Linked DNA regions of Homo sapiens: all the other regions are linked to region 2. A link is a loop called in an ENCODE intact Hi-C map of the cell type or tissue named here. Cell type or tissue: endothelial cell of umbilical vein. All regions are shown on one strand. Links, peaks and the distances in the headings refer to the core of each region. The heading gives the core; the rest is flanking DNA.

Evidence for each region. A loop is a pair of places that touch in the nucleus more often than their neighbours do. Peaks named below come from ENCODE experiments on the same cell type or tissue, not always from the same donor. Only the 100,000 strongest peaks of a DNase experiment are listed, where the experiment ranks them.
Region 1: it touches region 2 in a loop (4-fold over the local background); 5 of 110 quality-filtered maps call a loop at or near these places.
Region 3: it touches region 2 in a loop (15-fold over the local background); 3 of 110 quality-filtered maps call a loop at or near these places.
Region 4: it touches region 2 in a loop (2.7-fold over the local background); 3 of 110 quality-filtered maps call a loop at or near these places.

What each region holds. Positions count from the first base shown.
Region 1 is chr3:106,625,848-106,631,522 of GRCh38, reverse strand. It overlaps LOC101929485 (a long non-coding RNA gene), which reads left to right. Exons shown (of 16, transcript XR_007095992.1): 2 at 992-1,053. Among named protein-coding and RNA genes, the nearest start is that of LINC00882, 610 kb to the left of the region's middle. In endothelial cell of umbilical vein, for the core only: no CTCF peak of the experiment used is centred there; a DNase peak (open chromatin) is centred at 2,932; H3K27ac peaks cover 312 bases.
Region 2 is chr3:106,859,568-106,865,242 of GRCh38, reverse strand. No RefSeq gene overlaps it. Among named protein-coding and RNA genes, the nearest start is that of LINC00882, 380 kb to the left of the region's middle. In endothelial cell of umbilical vein, for the core only: a CTCF peak has its summit at 3,003; a DNase peak (open chromatin) is centred at 2,992; H3K27ac peaks cover 215 bases.
Region 3 is chr3:105,683,928-105,688,927 of GRCh38, reverse strand. CBLB (Cbl proto-oncogene B) reads left to right here. Exons shown (of 19, transcript NM_170662.5): 14 at 3,462-3,608. Among named protein-coding and RNA genes, the nearest start is that of CBLB, 180 kb to the left of the region's middle. In endothelial cell of umbilical vein, for the core only: a CTCF peak has its summit at 2,428; no DNase peak of the experiment used is centred there.
Region 4 is chr3:106,725,782-106,731,456 of GRCh38, reverse strand. The region is part of intron 1 of LOC105374029 (a long non-coding RNA gene); the gene reads left to right. Among named protein-coding and RNA genes, the nearest start is that of LINC00882, 510 kb to the left of the region's middle. In endothelial cell of umbilical vein, for the core only: no CTCF peak of the experiment used is centred there; DNase peaks (open chromatin) are centred at 1,806 and 2,826; H3K27ac peaks cover 3,318 bases.

The DNA of each region.
Region 1 (5,675 bases), core at 282-5,281, 230 kb after region 2:
ACAACCTGCTACAAGCCAATCTGGCACCTGGTCATAGATGTATAAGTGAACCCAGTTGAGACCAGAAAAATTACCCATCTGAACCCATCCAAATCACCAAACTGAGCAATATAAATGATTGTTACATAAGTCACAAAGTTTGGGTTTATGTGTTATGCAGCAAAACAAACTGATACGGTAAAATATAGTGTTGAATGGAAGAGCAGGAAAAAGATTATGCTATGTCTTTTAGGCTTTATATTGAAGGCAATAAGGACTAATACTCCAAAATTTCAAGCTTTGGTTCTTTCTTTCAATATTGATAGTTTCAGAAAACTCTAAATGTATCCTGGAAGTATATTAAAATGCTACCATCTATAATAATATATTTACAGGTATCTGAAAGAAAAAACATTTAACTTATGTTTAATGGTCAAAATAGTTTTATATGTCTAATCTCCAGGATGGGTTCAGCTGTGTAGGAAAAATGTAATCCTAACTCATGTAAATACACCCAGGAAAGTGTATTCTGGGGAAGGAAGAATACTCCCCTTGAAATGGCATTCTGTAGTCATTCTTATAATTTATGAATGATATTGCAGCCAAGAATTCCTTCATCTGCCTTAGTTTTGTCAACCTATCTTTTTTTCTGCTTCTTTATTTTTATCTGCATGTTCCTAGTAATCTTATATTTAGTCAGAAAATTATAAGCTGTCATATAGAAGCTGTTTGGCTGAAGTATGATGATGTATGTCCTTTAAAGTGTATGCTGCAACTACTTTTGACTGAAGCATGTGACATAGTCACCAAGAATCTATGGGTATATAAGGTTGAACAGGTAACCCCCAATTTACAAAGCAAATATTCTGCCAGTCTTGCATTCTCACTCTTGGGGAAATGCTCTTCTTCTAATAGCATAATTGAATGTCGCATTGTTTGAAGGTAGAATCAAGGTGAGACTTGAGGAGAAGAAATGCTACTTTTTGTCTTTTGGGTTTTTTTTTCCCTCCAGGAATAGGGAGGACCACAAGACATTTGTCACATTCCACCATAGCCTACTTCCATATTTGAGAGGTATGTGGATGTCATGGTGGGTATGTAAGTATAAAGATGACATTGTGTCATATGCACATAAATAGTTATTGGTCTTGACCTTTGACATCAGTGTTTATGGTTAAATAATCAGCCTCTTTCCACTGGCCCTCTATCTCCTGCCCAGCGTGATAGATTTAAGATGGATCCAAGAGAAAATAAACCCCTGACTTCAAGGTACACATGGACAGGCAAGGCTAACTCACCTGAGGAAAAATTAGAGAACAGCACATTTCGAATGTTCTATTTTATTAAAAGTATAGTAAACTAAATTTAAACACAATGCTATCCAGTGTACCTGTTTTCGAATTTCAGCTTATTTCAGTTGACTGGTCAGTTATATTTCATACTTGTCCTCTTCTGTCTGCTGTAATTCCTTAGATGGCAATAATACTATTGTTGAGAAATTATTCCCCTTCAAAGATATTTTTCTTTACAAAAGGGGTGGCAGAAAACCATTAGAAGTCTGTTTTCCCCAGCAACCTTGTTTCATGTATAGATTCTGAATCTGTCTTCCATCTCCCCTCTGACAAAGAGCTGTACAAAGTTCATCAATGGCAAAGTCAATTGGGTTCTCGTTCTTTCTTAAAAATATCTCCTCTCCTCAGGGATTCCTCAAGTTCCTGTCAAGAGCCACCTAGGGCAGCAAGACATCTTTAGATGTTTTCTTTCTAAGGGCAGATAATGTGTATGTGACCAAAAGCTGGTGTTTACACAACAGGGGGCAGTGAGCAAAATTATCAAGTGGGTAAAATTAGTCTCAGTCTTCTTCACTTCCCCTTTCTGAAGCTTCATCCTTGCCCTCTGGGTGCCTGGCATGTGTTCCAGCTGTTCTGTCTCAGGGAAGGGTGCTCACCGAGGGGCCCATCCTGATCTGCCTGCTGTGCAAACACTTCCTGATCTTTCCCATTTCCTCTCCTCCCTTTCCAAGCTTGTCTCATAGTAAGCCCATTCTCTTTAGGTCTGTTTTCTATTAGAAAGTGAGAGATCAGCTTGTGTTAAGCTAGCAGCAAGTTTTCATGAGACCCGTTCCCTCTTTACCCACATATGACATAATACAATACACATCAACAGGGGCTCTTGGAGTACAGATATCTAACCTGAAAATAGGAGAACAATTTCAACCATGATGTGGGATAAATTGGTATCTTAAGCAGACAACAAACACTTTGGAAGGGTTCTCTTTGTTACAGTATAAATGTATTCTTTTCTTTTTCAGAGTTGTTGAGAATCAAGTACATTTGATTCTATTTAAAGAAAATGTGAAAATGCTGGAATCCCAGCTAATTGCCTCACCTCTTCTCTGTGCCTCTGCCATTGCCAGCAGTAAAACTTTGAACATATTTTCATTTAAACCTTTATCCTAGTGAAACAAAAACACATTATGTTTTTAAAAATCTATATTTTTGTGTGCTTTAAAGGAGAAAAAAATGTGTGTGTGTATGTGTGTGTGTATGAGTGTGTGCATGTATGAGTGTGGGTGAGTTTGTCTCTGTGTGTGTGTATGTTGCAGGACAGTTCTCTGGGTGGCCTTGGACTGACCCATTTCTCTCCCCTTTTTCATTTGCAGTTCTCAGGAAAAAATTGTAGCGTGTTTTGAGAATATAATATCCTGAGATAAGGAAGGGACTGGTTGGAACATGACAGGCTTTTTCTCTCTGCCCTAGAAATTTCAATACTTTTGCCCAGCATTTTATGTTGCCCCTGAGGTATATACCCTGGAGCAACCTGCCCTTCAGGGTCCCTCAGCTGTGGTGCAAGTGGGGCATGCACAGTGGAGACTCCATCTGCCCCAGGCAGCTTTCCTGAGCCTAAGAGAACTGACTCACAATGAGTCCTAGGCTTCTGCTGCCCTTTGCTGCCTATTTGTAAGTAATACATCTGCTTCCTGTAACTTCCTGTAACTTACATGCATAAGTGTTCTGTCTTACCAGCCTCAGACAAGTTGATAACCAGTGCATGGTGAATGGGCTTCACATATGTGTGTGTGTGTTATTGTGTTTACAAGTGGCTTATGTTAGCTTTCTATTATAGCATAACAAATGTGTCACACATTTGGGAGCTTGAAACAATATCCATTTAAAATTTCTGTAGGTCCAAAGTCCAGGCAGGGCTCAACTGGGTTCTTTGCTTAGCATCCCACAAGGTTGACATCAAGGTGTTGATCATGGCTGGGTTTTCATCTGAGGGTCAGAGTCCTCTTCTGAGGCCATTCAGGTTGTTGACATAATTCATTTCCCTTTGATTGTAGGACCAAGATCCCAGTTTTCGTGCTTACTATTGACAAGGGTTGCTCTGAGTTTCTAGAATCTGCCTGCTATTCCCTGCTATATGGCTTTCTCCACAACATTGCCATTTGCTCCTTTTAAGGCTAGCAACAGAATGTCTCTGTTGCTTTGAATTGCTGGCTTCTCCTTTGTCTTATTTCTTGATCCTCATTTAAAAGGGCCTATCTGAGTAGGTTAGGCCCACGCACACTCAAAGGAGTAAGATTACGTAGGATGTGTATACCAGTGATGGAAATTTGGGAAGCTTTCTTAAAATTCTGCTTACCACAGAGCTTTTCTTGGTTTCCTTCGAAATAGTCAGCAAGGGAAGGGGAAATTAAGTGGCTAGACGTAATAAGAAGAGAAAATAGGGATCTAGTCTGAGGATCTAGTAGCACTTTGCCTTTTTCTGAAGATAGGCACTGTCCGATAGAGCTGTCTGCAATGATGCAAATGTTCTCCATCTTCTTTATCCAAGACAGTAACCATTAGGTGCATGCAGCTATTGGGAATTACAAATATGACAAAAAAACTAAAAACATGATTTTTAAATTTTTACAGCCATATGACTCTAGTGGCTACCATGTTAGAGAACATAGCTAGAGAGCAATATATAACCTCCAGCCCTTCTTCACCTTCCTCAGGTACAGAATCACTTCCCTCATGCCGAAATAGTGTGTTTGGTATTTATATCCTGCCTTTATTCTCCACCTGTGCCTGGGGTTTCAGTTTAAATCCCAGTTACTATCTTTCTATCTATCTTTAACTTCTGCCTTGAACTTTCTGCCAAGTTCACAGTTTTAGATATTGACCCATTTTCTATATAAATTCATAATTGAAGAAAGTTCTAATATTACCTAGTCCAATACCTCAATCAAAGTAGAAATCCTTTCTTATCACTGCCTTTGTCACACACATGAACACCAAAATAGTTATTGTTATCCTTCCTGAATAGGTGCTGTCTATGCAAGGTACTGAAGTGAGTGCTTCACTTTATATTCAATCTTCACAGCAACTCATGTTGCATTATTATTCCTATTTCACAGATGAAGAAACTTAGTCTTGGACAAGTTAAATAATTTCCTCAAATCTCACAATTATTTAATGCTAAAATAGAAATCAAATTCAAGTTCTTTGTCCACAATCACCCTTGATTTTACCTTTGAAATTCTATTACCTTTTCTAACAAATGCTCTTACAAAGTTCATTCAAGCTGTTTCTAGTATTACTAGTGGCGGTAAGCCCATAACTTTGAAGGACAATGCCTTCTGTTTACTGGCAGCTTTCAGAACACTTTGATTTTTCCATGTTTTTTCAGTCGTTCTTCATGAAACAAGTAGCTAAGTCACCCACTTATCTGGGTTTTCTCCCTTAGATTTGGTCCAGGGTTTAAATGTTGTTCCATAAACCAGGGGCTATAAAAATGATCCATGCTTTTATCTTGAAATCAAATATTTCTCTCAATAATTTTTACTCTCATTGTTCTCAATTTACCTCTTCAGTTGTACTAAACAAATGCTCTTAGACTGTAGGGTAGAGATTAACAGCCAAGATTTGGTATTAGGGCAGATGTAAGTTTAATTATCAGCTGTACATCTTATGAGTTGTGTGACCTTCCATTTCTCCATGCCCCTTTCTTATCTATCAAATGAGATAAAAGTATCTACCTCAAAAAACTGTTTCAAGGAGGAAATAAAAGTTTAGTGAAGCACCTGGCAGAAAGTCCAGCACATAGCAAGCACTCAGTAACAGGCAGCAGCTAATCTTATTATAGTCTTATAACTGGGGACAGCTTTTCATGTTCCTACGCCACCCAGATTTTTCCACTTTTGACACAAAATAATTCTTTCAGTGGTTCCTCTGGCAACAAATGGTTAAATCACTGACTTCCTTGGGTTTTCTTCTCTGGATTTGATCCAGGTTTTAAGCATTGTTCCACAAATGGTGGGCTCTAAAAATGAATTGTTTTATGAGCTTTTATAAATACCAAAGATTCATACCTTTGTGCCGTGTTTGAAGCTAAATCAGATGAATAAGGTTGTCCCTGCAGTCAGAGCAGTGAGAACTGCATAGGTTTTCATAGGAAAACATTTAAAAGATGCTGTTAGTGATAGAGAAGTAAAAATGAGATTCTGACATAATGCAACAATGTCGCTTCTACTGGGGAGGATTTGAGTATACACAAGCTTCCAGATCCAGTGCAACATGAAAAATGTGAGGCCACTTCTTCAAAAAGCAAAAAAAAAAATGAAAGGTATTACAATGTAAAGTGTTTTTTCTGCTGCTGCAGTTTCTTTCTTGACTTTCCAGAGGTTATATTTGCTATTTAATGTTTTT
Region 2 (5,675 bases), core at 328-5,327:
GAACTTGGGATTCTCTTCTACATTCACACAGTTGCCAGCATTCAGAGCCCTGCAGCTGCAGGCCTTGAGGACCCTGCTTCCTTGCTGACTGTCCACGGGGACCACTCTCAGCCCTTGGAGGTATCCCATTGCTCTTTGCCACAGGCCATCTCACAACATGGCAGCTCACTTCTTCCAGACATTACTTTTCAGGTGTTTGCATCTCCATATTTCTTTCTATTCTTTTTTTGCAATTCCGTCTAGATGTATATTGGATTTTCATATTTTGTTCTCCTTGTCTCTTAACTCCTTTTGTTATTTTTCTATCTCTTTACATCTCCAGTCTGCATATTAGGCAATTTTTTCATACCTATCTTGCAAGTAATTATGTCTTCAGCTGGGTTTAACGCTTATTTTTTTAACCTATTGACTGAGTTCTTAATGTAAATGACTGTGTTTTTTATTTCTAAATACTATATGTTTTTTTCTGTTCCCAACGTTTCCTGGCTTCTTGTTTTTTAAATGATGAAGGACAAATCCTTTAGCATAGCAGGAAAGCCCATTCAACACCCTGGCAAAGACTCCAGTTAGTTATGCTCCTCTGAGTCCTCTTTTTGACTAGACTTCACCCTTGGGCTCTGTCCTGGGGTCACTTAGTTCAGTTTTTTGTTTTTTTGTGTGTGTGTTTTTTTTTTGTTTTTGAGATGGAGTCTCACTCTGTCACCCAGGCTGGAGTGTAGTGGCACGATCTCAGCTCACTGCAACCTCCACCTCCCGGGTTCAAGCGATTCTCCTGCCTCAGCCTCCTGAGTAGCTGGACTACAGGCACCCGCCATCACGCCTGGCTAATTTTTGTATTTTTAGTAGAGACGGGGTTCCACCATATTGGCCAGGCTGGTCTTGAACTCCTGACCTTGTGATCTGCCCACCTTGGCCCCGCAAAGTGCTGGGATTACAGCTGTGAGCCACCGTGCCCGGCCCTTAGTTCAGTTTTAGTAAGGTTCCTGCTGGGTCAGTTTATCAAGACTTTCCCATCCTTGGTATCTGATCAAATTCCTAATTCCTTACCCTCAATATCTGATCACCTTGTCTTGTCTTCTGAAAGAATCCTGGTGAGCTGGTTTAGCCAGAATCCCCTTTACCCTTGATGTTTTCTCTTTGTAATTTTTTATCCACATACCCGCATGATGATCTTTGACTGTAAATCCCCATTTGTTCTTGTTATATTCAGAATGGAGCTCAGTTCTATTACTTTTCCCTTATTGCAATAATTCATGAATAAAATCTATCTTTTCTGCTTTAACTTCTGTCCAACTCCCTTCCCGATTTGTTTCCTTTGCATTTCGAGATTGTTTAGGACATCATATCCTAAGTCCTCACTGTTCTTTACATATGTCATGCTTTTGAACATCCTATGTGTTTACACTTGCTGCTCTCTTTGATGGAGATACTTTCCTCTTCTTTCTACTTACTGAACTCCTGTTCTTCCTTTAAGACCCAGCTCAAAACCCTTTCTTTGTGAACTTTTCCCTAACTCCTCTTCCATTCTGTATTTCCATAACACCATATAAAGAACACTTTTTACATTGTACTTTAGTTACTAGTCATTTTTCTATTTCTTCCACTAAACTGTGAATACAACAGTACCATCCATGTCTTATTCACCTGTGTATGTCTGTCTTTTCCATTTAGTATCTGTCCCGTAGTAGATATCCCATAGATTTCTTTGTTGTTAGATAAAAAAAAAAGTTCATTTAAATTTCTCTACACTACTAAATACAGAGTATAATTAAGTAGTTAATTGTATTCTGTATTCTGTGTATCCTGACACATTATACAGAGATAAATCTCTGGGAGAAAAGTATCTGTAAATGAAATTGAACATTGAACCGTAACTTCTTATTTTCCAAGTTGCTAGATCTTACTTTTGATAAATTATCAATCATTCTTATCAACTTTCTATCTGATCCATGACAAAATAGGAAATAATCTTTGAGTCAATATTTAATGCATTGCAGGGTTTACTATATTTAAAACAACTCTGGTATAAATCCTTTTATAAACTTGAGAGGGTTATAATATAAATAATTACTCCAAATTATAGCTTCACAATTTCTTAGACTGTGGATATGTTATAGTAGTAAAATGAACATATTCACTCATTTCTTGTCAAAACTAACTGGAAACATTTTCTTGCAATGATTGATATATAAGGACATTGAAACCCTAGTCAGTAGTTGAGACATTTCTAACTTTCTATCACAGATTTTTCACTTATTAAAAATAGTTTTTTATTGTTCACTGCTTTTCTTCTTGGGGGCAATTTATATCAAATTGCATGACTCGAACTTTGTTCAGGTTGAGAAATTGTGTATTTATGGTCAAAATATCTTCTCTTGTCTCTACGGCCTGTGTTTTATTTTTCTTTCTCTTTTTTTACATTCTCTTTCAGGTTCAATACTAAATGTGATGTCATTAAAGGGAAATTTTCTAAACAAATTTTAGAGAACTGAAGCAATTTCGTTGAAAGATTAGCTGCTACTAACACTTAAAATGTGAGATGTCCGTGCATCTTATATAGTCATTTGAATACATTAAATTTTTGAATCTCTAACAAAGAATGATTTAGTAAATTTTACATTAATAAAGTAAATGTTAATTAACAGACAATACTTAAAATGACTTCAAAATCTGCATGCTAATGTCAGCTCTTGGCAACAACAGTAAAAGTTGATTCATAAAAATGAGTCCTCAGGGTAGCTGCTTTTACGTAAACTGACTTCTCAAATGTATGAAAAATGGGAAGCATTGCTTCTTAGCTAAAACTTAATAAAGTGGTCACAGAAATGTCTTTCTGTGAAAAGGTAAGTTCTTAGGCTGTTTGGGCAAAGAGAATTCAAGGAAATGAACTCATCACTGCTGCCGCTTCTTGTCAAAATTTCATTGAAATGAATATAGTTCTTTTATCAAAATAAACATGACATGAATTCCAGAGCTCACTGTTCCTGTTTTTGCTGTTGGAGGTGCTGTTGGTTTTTCTTGCAGCTATAAATGATGCTGAAGGAATGCAGGCTAGAATCTAATGAATTTTATGCCGAGCAATCACAGAACCAGCATACTTTTCACTATCATCCCATTTATGGAAGGATTTTTGTTTTACAAAGCTATTGATACAGAAAAGTCTATAGAATTCGTGATGTTTGATCAAGCCTGGCAGGAAAAGTCTATCTTTTGGAGCACTGTACCCTCCAGTTACTGTATCTTTGTTTCTTTTGAAGATGTGAGAAATTGTATAGAAGGGGTGCTTTTTTAGGTAAGCTGATGGTAGTGCTAGATTATATTTAGAGGTATTTACTTAAGCACAAAGCTACTGGTGAAAGCCCAAGTGACTTATCACTCAGTAGAAAGATGAAGTAACAGGTTTTAACTCTGAAGACACTGCTACAAGATATGAAACGAAACAACTTATCCTTTTCAGGGAGAGTATTCATATTTACCAGAGAGAACAAAAGCCTAAAATACTAAGCTATTTGACTCAAAAAGGACTCAAAGCTCCAAGCCTTTGTTGAAAGTGCTTGTTCAGTGTAAAACCATTCCCGTGACTGTTTCTTTTTAATTTTTAATATTTTATTTCAATAGGTTTTTGTGGAATAGGTGGTGTTTGGTGACATGAGTAAGCTCTTTAGTGGTGATTTCTGATATTTTGGTGCACCCATCACTCGAGCAGCGTACACTGTACCCAATGTGTAATTTTTATCCTTTGCCACCCCCACCCTTTCCCCTGAGTCCCCAAATTCCAATGCATTATTCTTATTTGTAAGAGGTCAATAACTCAAATGATTTGATAAAAATCTTTTTGTGTACTCATCTTAGAAACAGAGACTAAAACTTGTTTCCAATGTATTACTTTGCGATGTTTTAAACAATGCCTCAGAAATATTTTATTTGGTGACCATATGGAACCTGACAGTGATTTGCATTTAAGGAGACTTCTTTAAAAACTGTTTGCATATAGAATAATTTAAGGGGGTCAGATTAAAGAGAGTTCCACACTTACGTTACTTCCATCCATTGTTTCAAGCCACAATTCAACCTTAGTTTCTGTTTTAGTTTTCTTTTTTTAATTAATAACACATAGAGCCAACTAGGCATGAGGCACTCTAAGGGAAGCGAAATGGAAAGAAAATGATTCTGCCTTTGAGGAGGTGCAATCTAACTGGGAAGAGAAGTCACAAATAATTGACTTTCTTGCTTGGTGTGTAAAATATGATAAAGCTGTACACATGGTTTATAGACGTGCTGATGGGTGTTGTAATGACCATTAATTCACTAACTCCATTTGGTTTTTAATATTTGGAAAATCATTAGGCAAGCTGCAGATGAGGGGCATATAACAATAGTATTTTGGACTATTAGTTGTGTGGTTCTCAATTTACTCTTTGCTGCTTTTAAAATACTTAGCAACACTGCTAGACCAAACATCAACGTTGTCTCTCTGTTTTTGTTTTTTTAAAGATTGATTTTGGTGTAAGTAATGAGATGGCAAAATTTCAAAGAAGCATACATGGGCTATTTTACCAGGTACATTAGAGTTGAGAACAATGTTGGTAGAAACCATTTTTGAATTAAGTACATTCATTGGTAAGTGTTCTTTTTCTTTTTTTTTTAATTAATAGGTTGGAAACTAGCATTTATAAAGTTAGTTATTTGAGCATTTTTGTGACTATCTGCTACTTTAGGAAGACCCTGTAAAAAGTAGAAAAAATAAGATAGGACAAAACTACATATGTATACATTCTATACATGACTTTGCTTACAAAACTCATTGGATAACTAATGCCAATGACTCACAGGTTTGAAATGAGATCAGTTACTCTATTTTCAACATATTCCATCTGATTACATGGTAAGGCATAGTCAGTGTAACCCTAAGGACAACAGCAGAATCATAGTGTATGTATACTACCTGAATTTATGTCTAGGGACTAGATTTAAAATTATCCAGTATTAATTATTGTGGTCAGTATGGTTTGAACAACCCAGAAAAGCTTTAATAAACTGCAGGAATTCAGTTGCTTTAAACCAACATGAGGGCAAAATGCACAGGCAAAATTTCTAGGACTTATAAAAGGGGACTATCCAAATCTTGTAGTAATAGTATTTGATAAGGAAGAAAAATGCTTTGAATAGGATGGAAAAAGAAGGCAGGTATCACTTTTCTCCTATTACATTCTTGCTTAAATCAAGTTTGTTTGAGAGAATGATTTTTGGGTTGAGATGGATTTTATTTACAGTTGAAATTTTTTAGGATTAAAAAAATGGCCTTTAAAGAAAATACATACTTGATGCTAAGACTAAAACAACAACAGCAACAAATAAATATCTCAATTCTAGTTCAGGTTAATTATTTTTCTAATTATTCATATCATTCAAGTTAATTCATTTTTCTCTAATAAATGATTATTGAGTATCCATGGACTATCTTTCTTAGTTGGGTTTTGGGCTTATTTCCCCTGCAAGATTATTTCTTATGAAAAATGTTTTGAAATTAGCTCTTTGCGATCTATGAACTATCTGGCTTATAATGTAAAAAGCAGCCATATAGGTTAAATAAAGTTTTAGTGTATATATATTTGTATGACTCATTAAGAAGCAATGTAGAATTTTAAGATTTTTTATAGTTAACATCATAATGC
Region 3 (5,000 bases), core at 1-5,000, 1.2 Mb after region 2:
TACAAAGCAACTTCAAATCTGTTTCTCCGATTTACAAACAAGTTAGTGAAAATGCTTATAAGTAAAGCTTATCTTAAAGCTTGATAGTATACCACACAGACTTTTTTTTGATGTCATGAAAGACCCTTGAAAATTAGCATGTATATGATAAAATTTAGTGTTTTGAGGAAATGATTTATATGTGGCACATGTGCAAAAATCATTTCAAATATAGCTATATTTTGTTTTGTCTCTTCTCTGGACTATTTATTTGAGTTAGACATTTTTCCCTGTTAGGATTGGGATAATGTAATATAAGAAATATGGTGTAATGTATAGGGCAAGCTCTAAAGATTCTATTTTAACAGAAGATATTTTTTCGTTACTTGCCTTCAGATACTATTAAAGGAAGATAGATTCTTATATGTAGAAAACAAGCTTACTAATTAAGCATAGCATTGGATACTATCTCCTGTGCTGGCGTGAAAATTCACTTGTTTCTTGGTTTGTTTCAAGTGTGCATATGTAGAAGATGAATGTATTTATCACTGAAGGCTCAAATAACTAACACAATGAATTTAATAAAATGTCCAGGTTGTGGGGGGGGTGGTGACTATGCATCTTTGAGAGTGTATGTCCCTATGTATTACCAGTGTATTAACTCAGTAATAACAGCATCAGTGCAGAACACTCCGGGAATGTAAGATGAGAATATAAAGGGATTGCAGTAATAAGTGTAATGGTAGGCTTTAATGTGGAGTCAGCCAAATACAATTTGTTCAGCTTTATTCCTCTGGTATCCTAAAAATTTCCCGTAAGTTTAGTCAATGACTGAAAATTGTCCCATGCCCCATAAGATAGAAATTTTTTCTACTGCCAAATGTCACATACATGGATAGATAATGACTAAATATAAATCTAATTATTTTACCTGTTATTTAGTAGTAAGTAAAATTAAACCTGTTTTTTGAATGAGTTTGTAGAGGAAAATAAAACCCCACATGTAATTCCAGATGGTATAATTAGTTACATGACTCTAGTTTTTTATTTTGCTATTTTATATACAACTTCTTTATCTCATTTGTACCATCCTCTTCTGTTATTTTTTTTGATAGAAACCAGTTTTTTTTTTCAGAACTGGATAAGATTAATTTTTAATAAAAACTATGTAATCTTGAATAAAATACACTGTAATGTTATTCTTTTGGTTTATTTCTAATCCAAATAGACTATTATACTGATATTAAACATTTTCATTAAAAAACATAAGCAGAAAAATAAAATCTGAATCTTTAGAACTTTATTAAAATGGTGATAAATGGAACACCTAAGTATTTTTTTCATATTTAGATACAAACACCACTTGAAAACTATTTTTTCACTTCTAGATATAATTCTCTAAAATCTGTGTAAGTTGACAATTTATACTAGTAAGTTTTAGCAATAAGCCTTATTATTCCATGAAGTATTAGATGAGCTTTGCTTTTCACTTCATTCTGAAATAATCTACTGATTTGTGGCAAAGCAAAAGAGTGGGGGAAATTACTCGAGAAATTCTCTATCAATGAAGGTAAAATATCAAATTAGCCACAACGTATGTGATTTAAAAAATGGTCCATTGTTGACTCATAATGAACTGCTTCTTTGGAAACTTAAATCTTTGGAGGGAACCTGCAACAGGCAGATCTTAGAACATTTCTGATATTGAATAGTTGTTGAATGTTTAGTGAAAAATACTGTTTTCTTTTTACATAGTGTATGCTTGAATTGCATAGAAAGGGATTCATTATAAATGAAAGTATCTTAGGCATAGAGAGGATGTACAGTATATATTTCTCATTTCATTTGGTAATAGAACCCATTCTGGTCCTTGACTTAGCTAAATTGATGGCTGTGTTTACAGGAATTTATGGAAAAGTAATATTATAAGTCTCTCCCAGTTCCAGTGCCATCAGATCACCATTTTGCAGCCCATATACTTAACTTCCTTTAATTGGAAAGTAAATCCTCCAAAGTTAAACCATAATAGGTGTAATAATAGATTATTATTAAGGCCCTTAGCTTGTGCTGTAGGTAGTGACACTGGACCTTTTGTCACTATGCTTTTGTCTCTGTGCTTTTGTCTCCCTGTAACGCTCATGTGAATTCTAAAGTTGCTCAAACAACAAGAATTTAAAGATCAGTATTGAAATTTTTTTCAAAGATAGGTATCAATAAACATACACTTGAAAAATCTTAGTTTTTCTTTGATCTTTGAATGTCCTATCTAATGACTTAGATAATATGGTTGAAACTTAAATCTTTAGATTTTTCAAAATGCCTTCTTGTAATGGTCACAAAGAAAAGCCCCTAAAATTGTTTCTGTTCTAACTAATAAAAAGAAATAAAAATGAATGTTAATTCAGGCATGTTTGTTTAATATACCAAAGGCCTCTTGCTCCCTCTATAGAAGGTGCTGCAAAATTGCAGTCACTTAGTTTTTTTGTTTTTTTTTTTTCCTTCCTTTTTAAATTGAACAGATTTCTCATGAGGTTCATGATGATTAACAAAAAGATTTGGATCCATGTGTGTATTCCCAATGCCTTGCAAACTAGTTGGTCGTCCTAAAGTGAATCAGGATGAGTTTGTGCATTTCTGCCTTGGCATTTTTCATTGGCTTCAGCCAGGGTTAGATTAAACTCTGGTAGCAACAGTTACGAAAAACATTGTTTATGTTTGCCCATTTGTTTGGGTTTGTTTTATTTGGTTTATTTACTCTTATGGATAAGTGAAATGCTTAATGTTTTTGATATTAGGTGATGGTTTTACTCATTTTAATTCTCTTTTATTTAGCCAGGGAATTTAAACCATAAAAATAATGTACTTCAAAGACTTAAAAATAAGTTCTCTCATTATCTACATCTAATCATTCCATTCATTTCTAGCTCTCAGTTGTTGGTAGGAAGAAAAACCTAACAACTTCAACTATAATTTCACAGGATAGTTAAGTTTTACAGAATTAAACTGGATATTTTTCCAACTATAGATAATATTCACAGGAGACAAAAAGTTTGACCATTCTATAAAGACTTCTTTAATATATAAAACAACCATGCTTATTATTGTAGCATCATATTTTACCCATTTAATTTAAATTGGAACAAAATATTAATATTTTAATAGATTTGGTTTGAATAAATTTGTACATTTTGTCTTACAAATCCAACATCTTTTTATTTTATTCGACAGGTTACTAGTTTTTCCTATTGTGCCATTTAAAATTGTGAGGATGAAAATTCTTTTATCCCATCAAGGGTCTTAACAAAAGATTGAAAATTGTTTTCATTTGTATTTGATATAAGAACAGCTTCTCTGATGATACCCTGTAATTGAAAAATGAACATAAGTGATAAAGTAGCTTCTTTGACTTGAATATGTCACATCAGACTTGCCTGTTTTGAATATTATGCTTAAACTAGATTGGATTTTTTTTCCCCTGGTAGGTGTACTGGTCCGTTAGCAAATTCTCTTTCAGAGAAAACAAGAGACCCAGTAGAGGAAGATGATGATGAATACAAGATTCCTTCATCCCACCCTGTTTCCCTGAATTCACAACCATCTCATTGTCATAATGTAAAACCTCCTGTTCGGTAAGAGTATGGGCAGATTTTTGCCACTTACATCTGCATAAGCATTATCATTTGTAATGTTTGTTTTTAAACAATTGATTCACGTCTAATTAAAAATCCTTAATTTCCAGCTCAAATCCTTCTCTTCCTATTATACCATTTCCAGCATTACTTTTAAAGAAAACTAAAAGATGCAGATTTCTCATTAATCAGGAAGTCACTTTATTTTATCAGTTCTAAACACCTATCTCATGAAGAAAAATTAGTGCTCAGAAACTAAGGTATTATTCTGACCTTCCTTAGAATTTTTCTTCATGATGTACATACTAGTATAATTTAAATTCATTTTCCTTCTTGATGTACTTGCTACCTACTTCTATTCAGATTTTGAAGAAGTGGGAAAAAAATACCAAGGTGTTTCTCTTAACTTTTTGTTTTTCTATCAAGTGCTATTTACCTTCCTTTAGATCAAATAAGAATGTGAGGAATAGGCCAGGCGTGGTGGCTCACGCCTGTAATCCTAGCACTTTGGGAGGCTGAGGCGGGCAGATCATGAGGTCAGGAGTTTGAAACCAGCCTGACCAACATGGTGAAACCCTGTCTCTACTAAAAATACAAAAATGAGCCGGGTGTGGTGGTGGGCGCCTGTAATCCCAGCTACTCAGGAGGCTGAGGCAGGAGAATCGCTTGAACCCGGGAGGCGGAGGTTGCAGTGAGCCGAGATTGTGCCACTGCACTCCAGCCTGGGTGACAGAGCGAGACACCATCTCAAAAAAAAAAAAAGAATGTGTGGAATAATGGGGGTTTTTTCCTTACTTTTGTGGCTTATTCTCACTTACATGGGGATAGCCTTGGTCTTTGACTTGGAAGCTCCATCGAGGTAAATAAGAGTTATTAATAATGGGTTGTTTGTATTGAAATATTACTTTATCTTTAAGTAAAGGCATGAGTCTGCATTTATATTATTGAATTTATAAACTGAAATCTATTATTTCTGGGTTTGTTTGTTTTACCTGACTGAAATATATGAGGTACTCAGTACTCCCAGCTACAAAACTTACTTTCTGAGTTCTGGTTTCCTTTGTATAACATTCCTGGGGCCATGCTTGGCACATAGAATAGGGCTCAAGTACTGCTGGTGGCCCTACATTCCAGCATCTCTCCATGACTGACTGAGGGATAGGGGAGATGGCAATTACTTCAGTCATCTGTGCCATCTTTACTTAGTGTGCCATTTCCTTTTGAGGTCAAGTCAATCAACTGAAAACATTTTATAAGTACAGTGTTCCCTTCTTTTCCAATGAAAAACTAAAAAATGTTTTAATGTGTTTCTTCAGGCATCTCACTGAGGTAGGAAATGCAGCACTTGGAAAGAGAAGCACATTTTCATTTTAAGCAGATGTCTGTCTTAAT
Region 4 (5,675 bases), core at 328-5,327, 130 kb after region 2:
GAGTGAACTTGCGGCCAAAGTGTTGGCTAGCAGAGTGTTGATGGAGCCAAAGGTCAGCCTCTAAACACAATCTCTTCTGGGATTGTGGGTCTGAGCCTGGTAGTGTGCCATTTGATGTCTGCTGTTGAATGAGATAGGGGCATGGTAAACAACAGGGAATTAGAGGTACAAAGTCAAGCAAGACCATATAGAAGGGCAGATACTAGAAATTTAAAAATAAGAGGATCAGAAGAAATCTTAGAATAGGGCAGAAGCCACTTTATGTATGTCTATGGTAACTGGGTGGAGGTATTTATTGCATACAAGGGAGTAGTGATGTTAGAAACACTAACAGAGTCCTTTCACCCTCATCATCTCATTCTGCTTCTCACAGTAACCTGTTAAGACAGGGAAGGAACTGAAGCTCAGAGAGGTTGGGTGACTTGTCTAAGGTTGCCCAGATAAACAGAAAACACAAAATTGAAAACCCAAGACTTCTGATTTTACACCAACTCCTCAGTCTGGAGTTTTTGTTTTGGTGATAAGCCCCTCTTTTCCACTGAAAGTTATCTTTGTTATTAATAAAAAATGCCTTAACTGTATCAATTTTTAAAATCTTTCTTTGTGAGGGGATTTTAGGAAACATACCTCAGTATGTGTCAGGCCTATCACCTTCCTGAGACTGGCTGGCTCTGCAATAAGTTAGAAAGTATGATTGTAAATATCTGTGAGCATTTTATAGCAGATATCACACTGCTTATATTCTGTACAGAATAACATATTTTAAAGAGTGCATGAAACAAATCAGTTTATTTCCACTAAAGATTATGCCTTCATATCTCTTTTCTTTATACTATCTTGACCAGTATTTTCCCATGTATATATCATAATGTCTCTGGCTTTTCAGTTTTTGTCTAAATATTCATTCAATCGTAGGTAAAATATTCAGTTTTAGGTCCAAATTTCCGGGACTCTGAGTGGACTTGAACCTTTAGATTCTCAGAGTTCTATCAATATAATGCCTTAAAGAACTGCAGGGAGTTCAAACTTTGTGTGAATTTACATAGGTGTTACTACATCCATTCCCTATGTCTGGTAATAATAGTTATGAATCGCTGCTAATATTTATTGAGCATTTTTACCTATATCAGACAACTATGCAAATGTTTTAATATTTTATCTCACTTAATCTTCACAACTATGCCATAGCGTATTTTTGTCCATTTTCATATAAATACACTGAGCCTCAGAGAACTGAGGTAACTCTCTCAGGGGAGACAGCAGTTGGCCAAACAGGATTTGAATCAGGTCTGCTAAACACTGGAACCCATGTGCCAGCATGCATGGTGAAAAGATAAGAAAAAAGGGAGGAAAAACAGAATATTTAATATTATAAAAACCTACATAACAACACAGAAAGGTACTTTAACATGGAGAGAGATTTTTTAAATGCAAGTCTCATTTTATTCCATTTTCAAGAACAGAATAAAGCAAAAGAACATATGCAGTGGTTCCTTACAATGTTATCCTGCAGTAAGCTTTAATGATTCCTCTTTGCATTAATGTGGACAACTAGTCTGGGCTCTCTGGCTCTGGAGATACAGTTTTATATTATTTTTTTTGTTTAAAGTGATTTTTATCCTTTAGGTGGATAAAAGTTTGGCTCTAGGTGAACCGAAGTGATTTGTAAAATAGCAAAGGGCTGTGCAACATGCCAAAACAGTAAGAGAATTGTCTATGCATGTAAGAAGCTGGTGGCTGTGGGTGAAAATAAAATAGTGGCTAGATCAGCTGTTGATGTGTGAACTTGTAAGGAAGACTATTAGGTCTGGGAATTCCAATTTATGCTTCCAGCTTTTCTTTGAATATTGAGGAAGGAAGTAAATGAATACATACTGAGAGTTTTCTGGGCCACATGTTATTCTAGATAATTTTGACAAAAGTTTCTAGTTTGCTGCACCCAGAAAACCTTTTGTGAATCACCTTACTATCCCCATTTTACCAAAGAGAAATGCAAAATTCTGTAGCTAAAATATGACAGAACCAGAAGTTCAATGTATGTCCTTCTGACTTCAAAATTTAAAATTATTAGCCATGTAAATTTCTGTGGATTCATAATCTGACTGTCTCTCAATTTATTTTCTGTTCACCCTTCTAGTTGCCATTCTGAGAATCTGAGCGACTTCAGATGAAAAGAAGTTTTATGAAACATTTCTACAAAATTTCTTGGCTAAGGTGTTATACATAGAAAACTACACATATGTCTATTGATTTTGTTTTTGAATTGATAAAACCCAAAGCAAAGCTCAATAATGGCTGTCTCCATGTTTTAAACTGCTAGCAAGACACTCAGACCCACAGAAAGCACAATATCAGTGTTAGTTAAATTGAACTAAACACAAAATCTCTACCTCATAACAACCAGTAGTCAATCTATTTGATATAAGAAAATATTTAAGAATCCCTATGTGATCTGAATTACAATTTTTACTTCCATTTTGAATTCCAGTTCATCTAACAGATTCCTTCCACTCTGAAGTTCCCTTAGTTCCACATTCCTCATGCTATTCCTTTGTTCAGAAATCTACAAAGGCTGTCTTTTGCCTGTCTCATATATAAACACTTTTTCTTAGCTTTCAAAGTCTTTAATAATCTAACCTACCATAACCAGCCAGCTTAAGAGTAGACACGCAGGGGGGAATATTTGAGTGTGAATAGAAGGAAAGAGAAACAATAGAATACTTTTGTGAAACGCAGGGGGGAATATTTGAGCATGAATAGAAGGAAAGAGAAACAGTAGAATACTTTTGTGAAAATTTTGTGGCTTTAAAATGCTTGGCGTGAGTCATGTGTAATTGTTTCTAACTCCCCGAGTGATACGTCTGTGCCTTGTTAGTCTGTAAGAAAAACATGAATTTTCTGACCAACTCTTACTTACTTTCTCTATCTCCCTTCATGTACTTAGTCACTCTGTGTGGACATCCTGGCTGATCTCCATTAGTGGAAATATTCATGTCTACCTCCAAATTGTTTTGTCCTTAGACATTTTTCTGACTCATGTCTCTGATATTCTTCAGTCAACACATTTGGACTACTTGGGCTATGAACAAGGATATGAAGAATGGAACTGCCATAAACTCAAGTACAATATAATTAACAAAAATGAAATGGAGAGATAACATTACAGTGAGGGTAAGGTGCTGTCTACTCAGGAAACATAAAGCCCAAATTTGATTCAGAATTTATATTAACTCCTAGAGTTTCTTTGAATTAAGAATGTCGGTTCTGAAACAAAATTATTGGGTCCAAGTGAGCATTTCCAAATATAGGTCAGAGAAATGATAGGTGAGACTGGAGACTGATTCTTCTTTCTGATACTTTGTTGTTGTTGTTACCAAATTACTATCGTTTAGTCAACAAGCCTACACTGGAAGTCCAAGGTACTTTCCATACAATTGCAATCTAGTATTCATATAGTAAAATTTTAGATGAAGGCAAATAAAGGAACACTACTGCATGAATCTACAGCTCCGTTGGTTGGCAGCATGAAGTTAAACTAGCAAAACAGCCTTTAATTCACTACCATCCTAACATGATGTTTTTTTCCATCCATTCTGGCTCTTTGTGCTGTGGATTATGGAGAGATATCATAGCCATGGCACGTGGGCTCCTCTCACTTCTTTTCTGATTACCTTTGAAGGTCTTAGTTGTGTGTGGAAGTCATCTATTAAGTCACCCAGGTTTGGTTAGCTTTAGGCTTTAGCATTTTTCCCCTACACCATTTGACCATTACTATGGTATCTCCAAGTCTCCAAGATTCAATAGAGATTTCCTTGTTGAAAATTGGTATTGTTGATCATTTATCTCCCAGAATTTCTGCTTTCACATAATTCTTGACTTTTTGTAAACTCTCCCGTGTCATTAAAAATATGTTTTTTTCTGAGTATTTTAGAATTTTAGTTAGGGGAGTCTTTCATAATTCCTAGACCACCCACCCTGCTGGACACAGAAGCCAGGTTCCCCTTATGCTTCAGTTCGTGAAGAATGATTATTTTGGACCAAAGTCTATCTAAGAACATTTCAAAAAAGTGATTAAGAACTGGCACCCTTAAAATTTAGGTGTTCTTAATGAACATTTAGGTGTTGGCTAGAACACCCAAATTTTAATAATGACTTCATAAAATGGCTCTTTTAACTTGAGAATTGTTCTCTTTAAGCTTTAGTTTCCTCATTTGTAAAATGGGAATAATAGTAACATTACCTGCTTCATATGATTATTGTAAAGACTAGATATGTATAATGAAAAATGTGAGTGGGAAATAAAGCGGGTTTAAAGATGGTGGTTGATATTATATTTTATTTATCTCCAACGGCAGCACCACTACCTTTTGCTCCTAATGCTAGAAACAGGCAGACTTCCTAAAGCAAAGGAGGCTTTGTTTTGCTGCTTCTTTCACCATGTATTGGAAATTACTTAAAAGGAACATTACTTAAAAGGAAACAAAAGTTAAAAAAAAAAAAAAGAAAAACAGCAGCTAACATTTACTGAATATTAGTTGTGCATCAAAATGCTAGTTATTTTACATTAAATATTGTTAAGTCCTCACAACATTTCTCTAAAGCATATTTTATCTTTCCCCATTATAGATAAAGAAACTGAGACTCAGGCAGGTTAAGTAATTTGTTCAGAGTAACACAGTTAGAAGTAAATAGAGACAATTTGACTTTTGAGGTTGTACTCCTAATTAATATGCTAGAACTGCAATGTCAAGGGTCAAAGTCAAGGGTCACATAAAGAATTTGTGTGAATACTCATATTAGAATGTTCTTACTCTTTGATATTCACTCCTCCTTCACCAATATTATGGCTGGCAGAATCCTACTGGTATTTGAAATTGCCTTGCCTCTCTGAAGTTTTTCCAAAGGCGAACAGAATTAAATATCTCCTGTTTGCTCTCATAGCACACTGCAAAAGCTTTATGGAAGCACACATCACTATGTTTACTTATTCCTCCCTTTTTCTCTATCCTATGACCTTCCTGAGTACAGAAAGTACTGTACTGTACTGAGTACAGAAAGTACACACCTACTTGATTATTATTATTGTTATTGCTGTTATTGTTATTATTTTGATCACTGGAGATGCACACAATACTTGCTGTTTCGGACTGGCTCAGTATCTGATTTTGAAATGGATGATCTATTTCAAAGTTATTTTTCACACAATTAAATACTTTACAAAAATCCAAGAACTTCTGACTTCTAATTCTTCACAATTGACTATGGATTTTTGAAATTTGTTTGCTTCTACGTATACCCAATTCTGCTGTATATTGGCAGCCTTTCAAGGTTTGGGAACAAAACCTTGTCTATTTGTGTTACACTGGTCCCCAGATCACCATAGGTTCCCAATAAATCTTCATTCTAATCAGCTTTTGAAAATGGGGCTTCAAGCTTTACTGCAGTCAGTTATGTAGATGGCTGTAACCAGGGCCTTCTCTTTAGGTACAACCACCTTTCCAGAATTGCTTTTCTTTCCTCAGCTCCATTTACAAGGCTGCAGCTTTCCAGAACCATATGTTGCAGCTGAATTGTGCTTTCCCCTAGTAGTAGGATATCAATTTTTTTTAACACCATGTTATTTACTAGTCCCTTGGTTATACAAGAGAACTAGGAATCTCACATGTTAGCAATTG